2 separate regions of the Mus musculus genome follow, and region 2 is linked to region 1. The links are chromatin contacts, found by Hi-C or POLR2A ChIA-PET in ENCODE. All regions are on one chromosome and are shown on one strand. The core of a region is the stretch at or near the end of the contact, and the rest is flanking DNA. Distances in the headings are between cores, read along the strand shown.

Region 1 (3,128 bases), core at 66-2,565:
GTCGTCTCATTGTGTCCTGGATTTCCTGGATGTTTTGGGTTAGGAGCTTTTTACGTTTTGCAAACAAATGCAAATCAAATTTCTTTAATTGTTGTGTCCATGTTCTCTATGGAATCTTCTGCACCTGAGATTCTCTCTCCCATCTCTTATATTCTGTTGCTGATATTCATATCTATGGTTCCTGATTTCTTTCCTAGGGTTTCTATCTCCATAGTTGTCTCCCTTTGGGTTTTCTTCATTGTTTCTACTTCCATTTTTAGATCTTGGATGGTTTAGTTCAATTCCATCACCTGTTTGGTTGTGTTTTCCTGTAATTCTTTAAGGGATTTTTGTGTTTCCTCTTTAACGTCTTCTACCTGTTTAGCAGTGTTCTCCTGTAATTCCTTGAGGGATTTTTGTGCTTCCTCTTTAAGGGCTTCTACCTGTTTAGCAGTGTTCTCCTGTATTTCTTTAAGTGAGTTATTAATTTCCTTCTTAATATCCTCTACCAGCATCATGAGATATGATTTTTAGATCCGAATCTTGCTTTTCAGGTGTGTTGGGGTATCCAGGACTCGCTGTGGTGGGTGTACTGGGTTCTGATGATGTCCAGTGGTCCTGGTTTCTGTTAGTAAGATTCTTTCATTTGCCTTTCGCCATCTGGTAATCTCTGGTGTTATATGTTCTTGTCTCTGGCTAGAGCTTGTTCCTCCTGTTATTCTTTAGCTTCTGTCAGCACTCCTGGAAGACCAACTCTCTCCTGTGTCCCAGTAGTCAGAACACACTCTGCAGGCAAGCTCTCCTCATGCAGGGAAGGTGCACAGAAGTCTGGAGTTCAGATCCACCTCCTGATTCCTGGGGTCAGAGCCCTCCCTGGAGGCTGACTCTCCTCTGGCAGGGAAGGGGTCCAGGGGTTTGGATCTCAGCTGTCTCCTGCCTGAGGATGAAGGCCCAAAGAGACCCTGTCCAAGAAGCTCTATTGCTTCTGCCGCCCATGTGCTCTCCTGCATAGACTGGTCTCAGTGATCCCAAGATTCTGGGTGTGCTAGGGCCTGCCTTTGTCCTTTGACCGTGTTGCTGCTAGCACTAGACCCTCTGGGTTTTTTGGAACTGATGTTGCGTTCTACTCACCAGTGATCTCAAGGACCCGGCTGTGCCAGGGTGCCTGCAGCTTGGAGAGTCCTCTGGGGACCTTAGGGCCCTCCCCCGAAGATCAGGCTGATGTACTTTAAGGCTGAGCATATCATAACAAATAAAGTTGCAACATCATCACCCTATAAGAAGTTCTGAGAGGGCCAATGGGATGGTATTACCTGATCCAAGGCAACAGGGCAGTCTCAAAATCACTTTGGATGTATCTTGCTTTTACTTACCAAGGTCTGGAAGCTAAGTGGCTTAACATAACCCAGTGTTAGCAGTCTCATGGGCCTTACGGGCTTGGACATGCTATAGCTAAGCCTACAACAGACCCCAAAATTCCTTTCTTCAGTTCAAAGCAGAAATTACATCAGCAGCTTAGGACAAAGCAAAACACCATCACAATGGAAAGGCCCCTCCCAGCCACCTGGTGGCTCCATAAGCACTTCAGAGCTCTTGAAATTGCACAGATCTGGACTTCACCTAAAATGGCCTCAGTCTCTTAACAACTTATCTCAGGACCCTAAATCCCTGGTTCATCCCGCTACTCCCACCCTAAAGTTCATTTGATTTTGTTTTTGTTTTCCTTCTACTTCTTTCAACCCGCCCAGTGAAAAGGGAGGTTTTTCATTTATAGCAAAGTACATGCCAAACGTTTTTCAGCATGGTCAAGGCATAATGTCGTTCTGTCACGGTCATTCGGTGTGTCAGCCCGGAAGAACTGGAGAAAAGATTCCCTGAGGTGGGTCTCCGGAACATTGGCTGTTTTCCACATTCCAGGAGATCAACCGTGAGCTACCTTAGTGCTCACCACCACCCTGTGAAATAAGTCCTTTCCCTTTACTGATGAGAAAATAAGATTTAATAGCTTGCTTTCGACTACCTAGGAACGAAAAGAAGAGGTTCTTTTTAAAGTCCGCACTCAAACTGCAGGGTGGCCGGGCCCATGCACCAAAGATATACACTAGAGCAGCTACAGATTTGGACCTCAGCAAGAAGAACTGCAGTGAGTTCTTTGAGCTTTGAGACTGAGGTTAGCCCTCGCCGCCCCCCCCCCCGCCCCCTCCTTCTGCAGACCGCATTCTCTGAGAGACGGGGCTGCCCTGGAGTCAGGCGCTCAGGTAATGCAGAGCTCCAGCAACCACTGAGTAGGAAGCAGAGCGCAGGCTGCAGCACACGAAATCTATAACAAAAAAAAAGGTCAGAGGTACAGGCCTGAGAGAGGCCTCCAGAGGGAGGAGCAAGGACAACTTACCGCACCGCCCAGCCCGGACGCATGCGCTGCCGAAGCACCCCCACCTCCCACCCGAGGCTCTGCTCCAGCCAACTCTGTGCCCTTGCTTACCTGCAGCCTCAGAGTCAGTTAGATCCTGCACTATACACTTTTCAGATCGCCAGTGACTGTGCTCATGCTCTGGCTGCTGACAGTAATTAGCACTGGGACCCAACTCCACTGGCCACGCCCAAGAATTGATGGCCACACCCCCACCCCACCCCTGTGAGCCTATGCCTCCTAGTCACTGCCTTTTCCTCTGTCAGAGAGCATTTGGCTGCCAGGACCAGACTCTCTGGAAACCTAGGATACAGGAAAGGCTTGCATTTACTTCTGATTCCTTACTCCTGACTAGGATACCCTAAAAGGCTCCTGATTTTCCCTTTCTTTTTTAAATAAAAAAACAAAAAAAAAAAAAACAAAAAACAAAGCTGGGCGGTGGTGGCGCACACCTTTAGTCCCAGCACTTGGGAGGCAGAGGTAGGCAGATTTCTGAGTTCAAGGCCAGCCTGGTCTACAGAGTGAGTTCCAGGACAGCCAGGGCTACACAGAGAAACCCTGTCTCAAAAACAAAACAAAACAAAACAAACAAACAAACAAAAAACAAACAACAAAAATCAAAAACAAAACCAAAAACCTTTCCTAACTGTTTTTGTGCCCATGCTTGCTATCCCAGAATACCCAGATACCCAGAACTATCTCTTGACAAATCATAGATATCTTTCCAGGCCAAACATCG
Region 2 (3,243 bases), core at 198-2,697, 52 kb before region 1:
GGCTATGTATGTCTCCTGCAGAGATGAATTAGAGAGCATCCCAATGACCATGCATACCTACGTGTATCTTTTTTTTCATACTTCACCCCACTATGTGGCAGAGAGGACCAATTTAACCTGTTGTGCTGCAGAGGTGAAATTATCTTTCCAGAGCCATGTGCCTTCCTCTAATAGTCCAATTCAAGCCTTAGAACAGGGGGTGAATCAGGATAGCCTCAGGCTACTAATTCCTGAGCAATTTAATTAGTCCTTCTGGAAATATGGCTGGCTCTAACTGCCTTACTGTCCGCTAGAGAGGCATCTGTTCATATACCAGAGGATTCCTGCTTACATCAGCACTTGTTCTGCTCTGATGTGGATCCCCAAAACCTCAGACTTTAGACCAGATGTCAAAGTCCAAGATCTTGTCCGAGGGTTTGGGGCCCAGGGAAGGGCAGAGGCCAAGGCTCCTCAGTGAATGACTGTGGGGCTTCAAGGTCTGGGCGATTCTTATGATCTCCTTCCACCCACAGACCCAGCTTAAGATTTGAATACTGAAGATTAATGTCTCTAGAGATAGGGAGCCTGTTGTGGGTGGAGCTCTAGATTACAGAAATGTGGTCTTACTGTGTAGGACTGCTAAATTTAAGAAGAGTGTGCTTCAGGTGTGAAGAGTCAGTGTCAAATTACTTCAAGGGCTAGCCCCTAAGGGTTTAAAACTAAAGGGCTTGAATAGCTCAGGTGTGTGGGGAGGCAGGGGTCGGTTGAAATTCAGCACGTGGGGGTCTGAACCTCTGGAGGACAGATATTTGGGGGTGGAACTCCTAGGGCTGGGGTCACATTCTGTTGCCTGACTCTAGGGGGCAATTAAGGCAGCTAGGATTGGGCTCGTTTGGCAGTCACGCACAGCGCTGGGAGTCGAAGCCGTCCCCAGTGATTGTGAGCAGCTCCAGCTCCTTAATCCGGATCTCTAGCTCGCACAGCTCCTCAGGGTGGGAGGCGGATGCGAGCCAGGGGGTCGTGGAGCCGGGGACCAGGGCCGAAGTTGCCATCTCGGGGCCTGGAGGCGGCGAGTAGAAGAAGCGCAGAGGCTCGTAGGGAATAGAAGCCAGGCCGGACGGCCAGGGAGGAGGACACGGGCGCTCGCTGGGGGGACCCAGGCCAGGCGGCGGCGGCGGCACCGTAGCTGGGGGTGCCAGAGGCAGGGATCGGACCCCCGCTACTCCTGCCACCCCGGCCGCCGGCGTCCCGCCCGCCTTCAGCGGCACGAAGAGCTTCTTCCAGATGTTAAAATCGCTCAGCGGAGACGACGAGATGCCCCGGTCGTAGAGCGACGGAAAGTAGAGGGGCGGGGCCGGCCGCTGGCTCATCTTGGGGTTCTGGCTGCCGCGCCGCCCCTTCGGCATCTTTTGAATGGGAGGCTGCGTGAGAGGAACCCCGCGCCGGGAGACGCGCGCCAAAGCCCCGTGTCTAGGAGTTCGGAGATTCCACAGGCCCCGCCCCGACGGAGCGTGGCCCCACCCTTCGCTCTAGCTACGCCCCTAGGAGGCGGAGCTCTGGAGAGCAGAGGCCCCGCCCCACGAGTCAGCTTCGGGCAAAGCTATCGTCCTTGACCTCTTTTGGTGCAGCTGCTGCCCTGCACTACCCGCCCCAAAATAGCCCAGGCACACTTTAGTCTCGGGCCCTAGACTCCTCCCAGAAGCCTTCAATTCTTTTCTGCTGCTAATACTGCACACAGAGTTGGCCGAGGCTGAGAGAGAAATTCAGCTTTCTCCTTTTATCAGGGAGTGGAAAATATTTCCTAACAACCAGACCCTTTGTCCTAGCAATCTTGACTCATTATTTAGAAACTGAAAAAAAATGTGTGGCTGACTTCATTCTCTACAGAGGGAGAAAAGGAAATTTTTCTGGTAAATGTAGAGATGCTATGGAATATTCTGGAAATGGGGAAGCAGTCTGAGTTTGTAATGACCCTGAGGCAAACAACTTTTTTTTTTTTTTTTTATGAAATGCAGTTTAATTCTCTTCTGAACACATAAGTTATCAGGAGCTGACAGGCAGCAAAACACCAAAAGGAAATTATGGGGCCCACCTCAAACACCACACCCATCCCTGAGAACTGGATGTTCTGTCCAAGAGACATGTACAGCTCATTTTTATGAACTATGAGCCAGTAACTAAGGAGAAGTCAATTTCCTTCAGGCTGCTTACTCTTTTAATGATCACCTGCAGGAATGAGCAGGGAGGGTTGGAGGTCATGGAAGCGCAGGCTCAGCTCCGTGAGCGAACTTGTGTATACAGATATGTGCTAAATACATGGGGTGGGGCAGCAAAAGATGGAGTCTGATATCCAGACTGCTAGTCTTGGGCAAGCAGTTTGACTTGGAGGAGAGGCTGGTTGTTTGCTTTTGTGTAACCCAAGTTGGATTAGAACTTCCCATGTGGTCGGCCACATAATTCCAGCAATCCTCTTGTCTCTCTTACCTGGCAGGCGTCAGAGACGAGCATCACCATGCCTAGCATGTCGCTGGACATGTACATGTTTTCTCTCTTTTCCTTTTTAAGTTTTATTGTGTGTGGAACCATGAGTGTGTGTGTGTGTGTGCACTCAGATGCCCACAGAGGTCAGGAGGATATGGGTGCCGGAGACTGTATCAGATCAGGGTCTTCTGCAGGAGCACTCAATGCTCGTACCGGACTAACCCATTTCAATAGCACTGTTTAGTTGTTTGTAAAATAGGTCTGAGCCCCTCCTCCACCTCCTGCATCAAAGAGCAAAGGATATTTTATTACTCAAACAAGAGGAACCTGAGCTAAATGATGAAATATAAAGTAGGTGTGCTCAAGAGCAGCTTTCCCGTTAGTGAAATATTTATATATGTCATCATCTGCCCCTCATCTAGTTGCTTGCAGATGGTCGCTGGTGAACATGGGCACATTCTGGCTTGTGAACCAAAGAGGGCATCTTTCCCTCCCGCTGCATGACCTGTTGTTTTCTCTTTCTAACTCCAATACATTGCCCTCAAGTTCCCTTTTGTGTCTTGCTTTTAAAATTCTTTCATCTGTGACATCAAGAACCTGTTTTTATAAGGGACTCTGTGTCCCACCATGGCAAGGCTACGGCTGTCTTCCTGGCCTCTGATCTTCAAGTCCCTCTTCCTGGCAGCAGGCTGGCTCTTTCTGGAGGTTGTTTGTGCCATAATCTAAGGGCCATGCTATTCTAAGAAACACAAAACAGCCTTTTATTACTAATCTGAATTAACC

What was found. A loop is a pair of places that touch in the nucleus more often than their neighbours do. ChIA-PET counts read pairs that join two places held with the same protein, here RNA polymerase II (POLR2A).
Region 2: POLR2A ChIA-PET joins it to region 1 with 19 read pairs in embryonic stem cell. The contact joins the promoter of A930018P22Rik here to the promoter of Cd59b in region 1. A Hi-C loop is called at or near these places in 3 of 37 maps with a recorded cell type or tissue (heart, left cerebral cortex and v-Abl transformed pro-B cells). POLR2A ChIA-PET finds 5 or more read pairs at or near these places in 3 of 5 experiments (all embryonic stem cell).

What each region holds. Positions count from the first base shown.
Region 1 is chr2:104,069,253-104,072,380 of GRCm38, reverse strand. It overlaps Cd59b (CD59b antigen), which reads right to left and starts at 1,315. Exons shown (of 4, transcript NM_181858.2): 1 at 1,293-1,315.
Region 2 is chr2:104,120,973-104,124,215 of GRCm38, reverse strand. It overlaps A930018P22Rik (RIKEN cDNA A930018P22 gene), which reads right to left and starts at 1,447. Exons shown (of 2, transcript NM_026634.2): 1 at 887-1,447. The coding sequence starts at 1,385.